Regions from separate parts of the Homo sapiens genome. Here region 2 is linked to region 1. A link is a loop called in an ENCODE intact Hi-C map of the cell type or tissue named here. Cell type or tissue: psoas muscle. All regions are shown on one strand. Each heading gives the region's core, and the rest is flanking DNA. Links, peaks and the distances in the headings are about the cores only.

Region 1 (5,375 bases), core at 124-5,123:
TTGTCTTACAGACCATGAAAACTATGAGAAATCAATAAATCACATCTTACCAATTTTACTTAGATGCACTCAGCTGTCCAACTTCACTCCACTGCCCTAGTCCAGATAACACGTCAGCATCTCCTGCACCTGCATCCCAACCGGCTATCCCACACCTCCTCCAGCCCAGTCCATCCTTCACACTGCAGCAGGCAAAGCAAAGTACAAAGCTGCTTTCCCCTCTCTGCCAGAGACCTCCTTTGCCCTGGAGACCAATCTCTTCCTGGGACACCTAAGGCCCTGGCTTCCTAGGCGCTGCCTCCTCTATACTATCTCAGCCACCATCCAGGGTGCCTGTGCCTTCCTCAACTGTCCTCATTCCCTCTTTCTGGAACACTGTATGCCTTCCAAGGCACTTAAGGATTCCTCATCTTCGGCCCCACTGATAGCTCTCCCCACATGATGGAATGTCCTGGCAGCATGTTGGAAACTGTCTGTGATAATGTGCCTCTATAAGGTGATTAGCATTGGTTTCTCTCACTGGGTTATGGGCTCCCAGAGGGCAAGGCTGTGTCTGCCCTGCCAGCCTCAGACCCCAGCACCCAGGCAGTACCTGCATGTAGAAACCACCTAAAATCTATCAGTGAATGGGCACAAGAGAGGAACAGAGGACAGTAAGGGCGTTATTTCCTGACTGTGTCCTGGTAGGGGAAGTTGGAACCCTGAGGAGACAGGCGCGGGCTGAGCGCAGAGTGTGAGATGTGCACACATGTGAGGGGTTTAGACAAGCAGACCCAAGGTCCTTGCTTGCTATCGGTCACTCTGATCCTCCGTCCCAGGGCGATCCTGTGGACTTGAGACCATGTCAGGGAGGCAGCGGCAGTGAGCTGTGCTGCACAGCTGAAAAAGACAGGATGTGTAACTACTGGAACAATACATGCTGGAGATCTCTAAGCTCATAAGGTCAGAGACCCGATGTGGTGACTATGCAGTAGCCTATGCAAACGCCACTAGACTCTCTTCTTCCTTCATCCCTGTCACTGCAGGGCCACACAGGCCTGACTTGTCATAAAATTACTATACACCCAGAAATAGCCACGGAAAAGCCAGAGGGCTTGCTAAGGTGTCTGCGGTATTCTGAAGACACAAATCCTGGAGTCCCTGCAAACAGCTGCTGACCACCTGGGACACAGAGTTCCACCCCTGCTGGGGAAGGCAGGCTTCCAAAGCCACCGTGTGCTACCATGCGGTGCCTCTGAGCCACTCTCTCATTAGGGAGAATGCAGAGGTGGAGAAAGGCTCCAGGAATGGGGTCAGGGCTCGGAAGTCCCGAAACTCACTCTATCCCGGATGTGGTAATCAACATAAGCAGGTCTTTGCAGACAGATATAGCAACACACATCCTGAGCTATAAAACATCCTCAACCTTTTAGTAGGAATCTGACTTCTAGGGTCTACCCTGGGGAAAGGATTCAAAATGTGGCAACAGCTGCACTCCAGGCACCCAGTGAAGCATCATTTATAGCACAGACACTGGACGACAATGCAAATTATCTGGTCACTGTGAAGTAGGTAAATATGGCACAAATCGGTACTCATCAATGTAGGTATCAGCTATCATGAGTGTTTTTTAGGAAGACCACACTAAGAAACACAGAAAATACTTATGAGATGTTAAATAACTGAAAACATATCTAAAATTATATCCACCTTTACTAAAACCTGATAAAATGCCGAGGGGCCAGGAACTCGACCAAACTCTGGGCAGATGGAAAGAGCTGACTTTGTTTTTAATACTGTTACAATACTGTTTTTGTGCCAGTTCAATGGTCAGAGTCAAAAGGGCAGTCACACTTAGGCTCCAAGGTTAAATGAAGAAGAAAGCAATGTTGCTTCCCACTTCCTCGAGTGTCTGTGATGTTCCCGCGGCTCCTGGCATGGCAACACTGCTTCTCATTCCCTTCCAGGATTCTGCAGAGAGACCAGGGACTGTGTGAGCGGAAACACTACCCGTGAACAAAAAGAGAGGAATGTGCGCCGGTACATGGTGTTCCCATTTAAATCTTTTCGGGGATTTCCTCATATAAATAAATCTGAAGATGCCAGGGTTCTATAAATAGGGCTAGAAACTACTGCCCTGATTCTAGAGAATCTCTGTTGTAAGATGACAGCGAAGATGCTATTTTAGGGCAAAGTAAAAGATAAACCATGTTAGTCATTAGCATTTGGTTCTCTCAGGGACCAAAAAATAAAAATCACCAGCAGAGGGTATGTACTTGTAAACCTTCCCACACAGGGACTATGTCTGTGCTCTCTTTCCTAGAAATGTCCAGACTTGGCACCAACAGCAGAGGGAGGATGTTTACCAAATTCTCTTGTGAATTTTTTGGATTTTCAAAACACTTTCACTTGGTTTCCTCCACTAATTCTTTTTTTTTTCTTTTTTACATTTTTATTACTCAAACTACTTGTCCTTCAGCCAGTTAAGAGACTGAGGCGAGAGCCTAAGGAAAGAAAAACAGAAAAGACATGGAGGAAAAGAGATGGCCATTGTCCAGGCAGTGGCCTAGATGGCCCATCTCATCTTGGGTCTCAACCAAGACCCAGAGGCCTAACACTTCTCGACTGTAAACTCTAGAACACTTTATCCTAAACTGGGTGGACCTGCCACATGCGCCTATTGCAGGAGAAAAGAAAAGTCCCTCCGTGGCTGCTCACAGGTATAAATAAAGCGCCAATGTCCACGTTCAGTGAGTGTAACAGGCTTCTCCAGTGGGTGAACTGTGGATTCCTACTCAAAACCAAACACAAACCAGCAGGCTGTTTGCTCGCAGTCATTTATGGCAGAAGCTGTCAGGTAGGTAAATTGGGGAAAGTGCATTGTCTAGTGGTTCCCCCTTACCTGATGAAATTTCGAGTCAAAGCAGCAGCAAGAATTAGCAAATCAGTTTGCCAAGGAAAATTACTTCCTGTTGCTAGCAAAATAGGCGGTCTCTGTGAAAGCACTGATGGCCACCGATAACCAATGACTGCACACTGCCCTTGCCTTTGAGTCCACAGGAGCCTCACGTAGATGGCCACAGGTGGGCAAGGCACAGACTTAGATTTTTGGCAAAACTATGGTGATTCTTCCTGTGAAAGACGTATATAATTTAAGTGCTCACATTTCCAATGCTCTTGACAGCTATAGATATCAAGAGGTATTCAATGCTACAGTAAAATATCTGTTTTAGGCCCCTCAAATTCAGAGGTTTATATTTTAAAAGATATTTGTACTCCGGAGAAACACTAGTAGTTGGGATTTCACATAAGATTCCTGCACTGATTTCCTGTGTCATATTTAGCCAAACAAGTGGTCTGCTCCAGGTCACGACTGCCTCGCTGCAATTGCATCACTTGCTCTGATGCAAACACGGGAACATGCAGGTGCCGTCACGTCGGGCCTTCGGGATTATTCTCAGACTGCAGGGGCTGCGGTCCCTAGAGAGCTGTGAGAGACCTCCGCTTTAGCAAAGCTGCCAGAAAAGTCTAAAAAAGTGAGGATGACATTCACCATTTTAAAAATAATCATGGGCAATTTAGCACCCTTTCCCAAAGTGCGTTCTGTGTAAAGTTTACAGGTGCTGTCTCTAAAGCACTTCTGTGATCACAAATGTTTCAGATGCTCTAGCTTAGCTTGAGTGAATAGGTAGGTTTTCTTTTTCTGTAAGATTTTTCAGATCCTCTAAAATCAAACGGGAAATGTAGAATTGCCAAGAAAACGATAGACGATGCCAAATTTCCCAAACTTACTGAACCTGCATGGCTTTTTCCCCCTCAGGACAACTCAGGTAACTGGCATTCTAGAAAATGAGAGGTAAAAAACGTGAAGAGATCTCAGTCACCTCAGCAACGCCAGAGGAAGACTGAAACCCAGAAAGCTAGACCCTACTCAAACCACGGAGAGCTGAGGGAGCCTAGCCAAGCCCCCCTTTGAAAAAAACATGTCCTGGCCACCCTGCTGTTAAAGCCTTGGCTCAAATGCAATGCTCACAGTCACCGAGGACACCCGAACCTGCCAACGCTCAAGGCTGGACGCAGGGCTGCTCCCAGGTCGCTCTGGGTCCTGCACCTATCTCCCATGCTGAGCTAAGCAGCTGTGCAATAGTGTGTGTGCCCACGTCTCTTCTCCGGGTAGCCCAAGTCTTGGAAGGCAGACAGTAGAGCAAACTCATCTCTGTCTAGAGCCTGTCCAGGACAGCCCCTCACCTAGAGGAGCATATTACAGGACCATAAGGTTAGAACATCCATCCTTCAGTGGTGGCCACGCCGGAGGGCATAAATGATGGTGAGCAATGCAATGGGATCTGCTACATGTGTGGGTTTTGCTTGCACGGTTTCAGGGATTCACGCGTCCCCTCATAAGTAATTGAATGACAAGTTGAGAGTTCACTTAGGCGTACTGAAATGCATTTCTGTCGTCTGGGGCACTGCTGTGGCACACTGAGAAGACAGCTAGAAGCTCGGGTCCTGAGTCTAAACCCACTTTTTGTGATGTATTTGTCAATGACCTTGGAAGATGACTTTATCCTCCCTGGGCCTCAGGTTCCTTAAGAGCACATGTCTCGTGGTCACTCCTGATGAAGGCAGTGATCACGTGGCAAAGGGGTGGGGCACAGTAGTGGTGCCGCGTTCATGCAGTAAAGGGGCATGGGGGCACAGCTGCGGTGCCGTGTTCACGTGGGAAGTAGGGGGTGCAGCCATCATGCCGCGTCCACAGGGGAAGTGGCAGGGAGGCGCAACTGCGGTGCCGCATTCAAATGGGAAGTGGGGGTGCAGCCATCATGCCACAACCACAGAAGTGGGGGGTGCAGCCGTGGTGCTGCATTCATGCAGGAAGGGAGGTAGGGCACAGCCATGGAGCCATGTCCATGCAGGAAGTGGGGTGGAGTGGACGTCCTGCCACGTTCACACGGCAAGAGGGGAGGCAGCCGTGGTGCAGATTTGACTGTCCTGAGCTCCAAGACACAGAGACATCAGCAGGGCCCCGCCTCCTCAGACAGAGCAGGAAATGGAAGTTTCCAGAGATGCTGCCACACATCAGCGCTGGAGCTGGGTTCTGCCCCAGCACCTTCCAAGTGCCGTGGGCAGGAGCTCCCCCTCCACACCGTGGCCTCTCGGTGCAGACGGGAAATGGTTACAGGCAGGTGGCTTCCGTTGGGAGACAGGAGCCACGCAGTAGCAGAAGGAAAGGAGTTAGAGATGCAGGTGTGAGGGGGGCCGAGGACAGAGGATTTTAACTTGAAAATGGCGGGATGAGTTGAAGTGCACCTCATGCTGACTCTTGCGTGCGTGAAGCCACAAGGGACCATCCTGTGATGGCGCAGCATCTTATCCATCCCGCCAGGGCCAAGGCC
Region 2 (5,375 bases), core at 328-5,327, 160 kb before region 1:
TAAATGTGGCTTCCATGGTTGCTGCCTCTCAGCCCTAGGCACCCAGGAGAGTAAGAGTTGAAGGGTGAAGGACCACAGAGAGGGCGCGAGCCACCCTCACCTCACAGGGTGGATACCAGTGTCAGGGTACCGTGGGGTAGGTGTCAGGGTCAGCATATGCATTTGTAGGGATCCATGGATTCACCGTTCACTCACCATCCATGGTGCTCATTGTGCAATGAGGCGTGAGACTCTCAGGGGCACTAATTAGTCACAGTTCCAATCAGGAGGGCTCCACTGTGCTGACCTCATTACCACTGGAAGGCCCCACCTCCAATACCATCACCTTAGGTTAGAATTTCAGCAAATGGGCTTTGCGGGGGACACAAACGTTCAGACTACAGCAAGCTTCAAATTTACACCTATCTTATGATGTGATCTGAGGTTTTTCTCAACCTTACCGCTGATCTGAGCTACAGGCATGGACATCCCATGATTACTGAGTGACTCCTCAGGGAGAAACTCTGCAAATCCTAAGGCCTTGTGCTCTTCCTGGCTCACTGCTGCATCCATCTGGGGTTATGCAAGCACCAGGTGAGACTGATTCTGGGGGAAGTGATGAGCCCCTAAGCCTCGGTTCAGGTCCACACTGCTCTGTGACCTTTGGCCTCCCATGCCCTGGGGTGGATATCCGTGTCCGCAGGACACACTTGACCTTAATCCAACTGAGGGCTTTCATCCTGATGATTAAACTGAGTCAAAGCTTTGAAACGCCTTATGTCTTTTATCAGCTTTGTGGAGGACTGTGTTCTCTCTAAGCTTGCAGTTGGCCTACAACTCCTGCAGAAGGGAACTTACAGACCCCTAAAGGAAGTGGACTCTGAAGGGCTTCTCTGGTTTCCATGGGGATGCATGGAGCTGTGGGCATGCCTCTGCATTCTGCATTCTGCATCTCATATGTGATCCACTAACAGCACACACTGCATAGCACGGCCCATCTAGGAACCAGGCAGACACAGAGACCCTCGGCCAGAGCTTGAGAAGTTGCATGCACCAGGGGCACACCTAGCCCTGAGGCAAGGCTGCCTCAGTGGGGAGGGATGGGACAGGCTCACACCCCTCCAGCTTCCTGCTGTCAGTGACTCTTTCCTTCTGAGACTTCCCAGGAACTTGCGGCAGGCCTGGCTGCCCCTCCAGCTGCACGTCCTCTCTCAGTTATGCTGGCACCTCAGGATGCAGCTTTGGCTGCCTGCCCTGTGCTATTCCCTTCCTCACACCTTGAGATGGCCTCCCCAACTCAGCCCATACCCTCGTCCTCAGTTTCCCCACTTCCCCATCGGCAACCTAACTGACTTCAACTATCCACTTTTTGTATTCCATCTTCTCAGTAAAACCTGCCAGACAACTGATCCATCCAAGCAGACCAATCTGAATACCCTCACTGGCAAATCATTTCAAATGCAATAAAAAGAAAATGTCTTTCCTAAGGCAGCAATTGGAAGAAAACCATCTTCTGATTTGTTTTCTTTGTCAAATGATGGTGGGTGAATAACTTATCTGAATTATGTTAGATTATTCTAATCATATATAGAATAAGGTCAGCTCAGGATCTCAGAACAGTCCCGCTTGGAGTTGGAGAATGCTAAATATCTGGTGATAGGAAAATGGTAGCAGGAGAGGGAAAGTAGGTAAAAGGGTGCTGACTTAATTGTTAAGGTACCACCAACAGTTAGTAATATAACACCATCAATAAAAATGGAAATGTTGGCCGGACACAGTGGGTTACGCCTGTAATTCCATCACACTGGGAGGCTGAGGCGGGCATATCATCTGAGGTCAGGAGTCTGAGACCAGCCTGGCCAATATGGTGAAACCCCATCTCTAATAAAAATACAAAAATTAGCCAGGCATGATGGCATGTGCCTGTGATCCCAGCTACTCAGAAAGCTGAGGCAGGAGAATCACTTGAACCCAGGAGGCAGATGTTGCAGTGAGCTGAGATTGTGCCACTCCAGCCTGGGCCACAGAGCAAGACTCCATCTCAAAAATAAAGAAAAAAAAAGGAATTGTCAAAACTGACCTCCCCTATGCATTCTGCCAATGGATGAAAGGGTTTTGGCATTCACCCATGTCAGCTCCTTCTGCACAACCCCAAAAGCAACCTCAGTGTTTCAAACCAAACAAATCATAAATCAAGCTCTGTGCACAGCCTCCAGCCTCTACAAAGAAGAGGGGGCCCCAGATAGCAGGAAGGCCTGAGCTGGATCCATCCAGGGGACTGTGACTGGCAGGTGACACACGCTGGCTGTCATCTCCATGGTCCAGCGGGCAGCCCACACTTGGCCCAGGGGACAGCAGGCCATGTGGGCTCTATCCAGCAGAAGACCTCGGCCCTTTAAATCCGATAGCCCTAGGGAATTACATCAGCCAGCTACTGGCCAGGACATTCAGTTCTTAGCCTGACATCTGAGTCAGAGGACTCCAAGTTGCTTGGCTGAGCTGATGAAGGTTTGCAGCTGATGAGGCCAATGCTGTGGCTGCAGTCCTGAGTCAGCCAGTTCTATCCCTTCTCCCCAGCCCGGGGCTGTGCACGACCACTTCCCGCCAGTTGTTCTTACAGCTGTGTGCCACAGAGCATAAACGGTGGAGCATAAACCCTGTGAGAGCGGGTAAGTCTATGCCACCCACCTCCCAGTAGTTCCCAGCACTGCATTCCTTGCTGTGCAGCAATGCACTCTACCTTTGGGATGGTGCATTTTCCCTGCATTAATTTATCCTCTGAATAATCGTGTGGGGAAATCTTGTTATTTTATGAGCACAAGTGGGGTTTTTCTCTTCACTTTACAGACAGCATAAATGAAGCTCAGAATGTAAGATTCAGGGGTGGATCCTGGGCTGCACCCTAGCTTCCTTGTCACCAATTTCATGTCTAGCTCACACAAAGGCACCTGCACCTTCAGCACCGGCCTTCCCCAGCTGCTGACCCCAAGAAGGGAGGCCAACGCCCAGGAGAGGAGGGTCCACTCCTCTGAGTATGGACTATGGGTGACTCTTGGGTTAGGAGAGGTGAGAACTGTGCTTGGCTTGTGCAGACTAAGGAGGAAGCCAATTCCCTGGTAGCTGTTGTGGGATCTGGCACAGGCCACAGGTATGTGATCTGAAGGCCCCACTTGGGCAGCTCCACTCACAGCCGAGCGGTCAGAACATTCCCATCCTAGAGGGACAGAGAAAGGGGGAGCCCCCTGAGCCAGTGTCCCTGCCCTACGAGGGTTCTTCTGTCCACAGAAGCAGCTTCAAGACCTGCTGAGTTCCCAGAGCTACATGTCAAAGGTGAAACTCTAGAAACAGAGCTGCTCATTCACATTCACCTTTTGAAAACACAGCATCCTAGTCTCAATGAGAAAACCTAGGATCTCTGAATGAGGAAGGGAGGAGGTGAGAGTGACCAGGAAAACATCTGAAGCACAGATTATTCCTTGGCGAAATCCAGTTTCATTGTGTTGATTTGCTAAACTACCTTCAGCAATTTTCTTAACTGCATTCAGTAATTCCAAAAAAAGGTGAAAAAGGGATATACCAAAGAATTAAATTCAAGTGTGGACAATTCTCATATCAGGTGTATGCACGACCCACATATGAAGGTGGTTACTCTAAGATTTTGAAGAGTTTATTCTCCTCAACAGGGCCAACATAACCTGCAATTTTACATAACTTCTATATTGCTCGGATTTTTTTTCTTACAAATAGTGTGTTGGTAGAACTAAGCTCAGTTCTTTTCCAATTAGCCCAAATTCTGAGTTTGTGGAGTTCAAGCTAATGAGGTTTGTGTTATTGCAAATACGAGAAGAGCTGGGCAAACCATCACAATATGAAGTTAACGACAAGAAAGAGATCAACGAGGAAGGTTTGCTAAATTCCCCGTGTACAGAGAACATTTTCCAAAAAGAAAATGGAATCGGATACTTACAGATAGGACCGACTTCTAAGAGATTGTCAAAGGAGCAGCATGTTGTGGTCCCCAGGGTGGCAACCATCTAGAGGGTAAAAAGCAGACAGCCTTTTATTCCCCAGGTGCCAGTCACCGCTGTAACCTCCACACAAGCAACTGCTGCCCCATGGTCCAACCTGGGGCCATGAGCCGAGATCCCAATGAATGTCTGCTACATGGAAACGTAAGCCCATGGATGCACATTGAATCTTTGGGTGAAAGCATCATAACAGGTTAAGAGAAACAGATTTGCAGACAGAAAACTAAGCTCTGAGGTTAGAAACCGGGAAGTTGCAAAAGATTTTCCAGGGTGCCTTGGGGCAGACATGAAGCAATCTACCACCTGGACAATGATACCTATATTCTACTTTAGTAAATATACATATACTATATTCTACTTTATTAAATATACATATATATGTATGTGTGTATATTTTTGTTAAATTTTAATTAACGTTCTATGTAACATTAGTGTAACTATGTTCTTATATTCCATATATACATTTTAATTTAATTATAATCTAATTAAATTTATAATTAAGTTATAATTAAAATATACACAAGTGTATATATTTTATTTTCTATATATATATGTGTGTGTATATATATACATATATAGAGAATGTAAGAACATAGTTACTACTATGGAGCAGAAGCCTGGGATTTTTTCCTAGTTTGGGGGGGTGTGTGTGTGTCTGTGTGTGTGCACGTGTGTGTGTGCATACACCCATGTGCAATGCACAGAGCAGAGCAAGCGCAGTAGAGATGAGTCTCCCTCCAGCAGGGCCCAGACTGCCCAAGGCACTCATGGAATGCTTCTTTCAGAACAGACTTTGGCATCAGTTAAGAGTCACACTAGGATTTTGAGCAAGAGTATCATTTACCAGCTTTAATCCGCTGCCTTTCTCTTTCTGAATGATACTGTTCCCAAAGATTAATTAAATCCTCAGGAGGTCATGAGAAAACACTGCTGACATTGAAAATAATTTTAAAAGGGATGTTCTGAGAAAGCATTGAGTGCTGTCAGTCACACAACCCAGAAAATACGGGCTGGGAGTCACTGCGGCCTCTCCCGAGCTCTGAGGACCTTGTGGTGCCACGATCGCACTGGCACAGCCTGACTGTGTTGTCCCCACACACATGTCTGTCTCTCCCTCCAGACCCATGATGCTCCCAAAGCCAGGGACCCTGTCTCATTGTTTTGTGTTGGGCTGAGCATTTGCACTTTGCTGGACATTGCATAGATGCTGAAACCTATTGCTGAATTGAAACAGCTCTCTCCAAAGGATCAAAACGCACATTATGTTTACAAAACCAAAGGGCCTAATTGATTTATGGATGTCATGCAGTCTAGATAATGAAATTTCTTTGCAGATGCGACAAGAGTGTGGAATAGAATTAAATTTGT

The links. A loop is a pair of places that touch in the nucleus more often than their neighbours do. Peaks named below come from ENCODE experiments on the same cell type or tissue, not always from the same donor. Only the 100,000 strongest peaks of a DNase experiment are listed, where the experiment ranks them.
Region 2: a loop joins it to region 1, with 2.3 times the contacts of the local background. A loop is called at or near these places in 7 of 110 quality-filtered maps.

Annotation. Positions count from the first base shown.
Region 1 is chr7:50,655,480-50,660,854 of GRCh38, forward strand. The region is part of intron 7 of GRB10 (growth factor receptor bound protein 10); the gene reads right to left. Among named protein-coding and RNA genes, the nearest start is that of DDC, 93 kb to the left of the region's middle. RefSeq lists an enhancer at 3,941-4,110. In psoas muscle, for the core only: a CTCF peak has its summit at 2,254; DNase peaks (open chromatin) are centred at 852, 1,192, 1,922, 3,402 and 1 weaker place; H3K4me3 peaks cover 538 bases; H3K27ac peaks cover 4,424 bases.
Region 2 is chr7:50,500,047-50,505,421 of GRCh38, forward strand. It overlaps DDC (dopa decarboxylase), which reads right to left. Exons shown (of 15, transcript NM_001082971.2): 7 at 3,947-4,013. Among named protein-coding and RNA genes, the nearest start is that of DDC-AS1, 29 kb to the right of the region's middle. RefSeq lists enhancers at 1,835-2,336, 2,305-2,599, 2,337-2,836. In psoas muscle, for the core only: no CTCF peak of the experiment used is centred there; DNase peaks (open chromatin) are centred at 2,315, 3,165, 4,735 and 5,055; H3K4me3 peaks cover 903 bases; H3K27ac peaks cover 4,569 bases.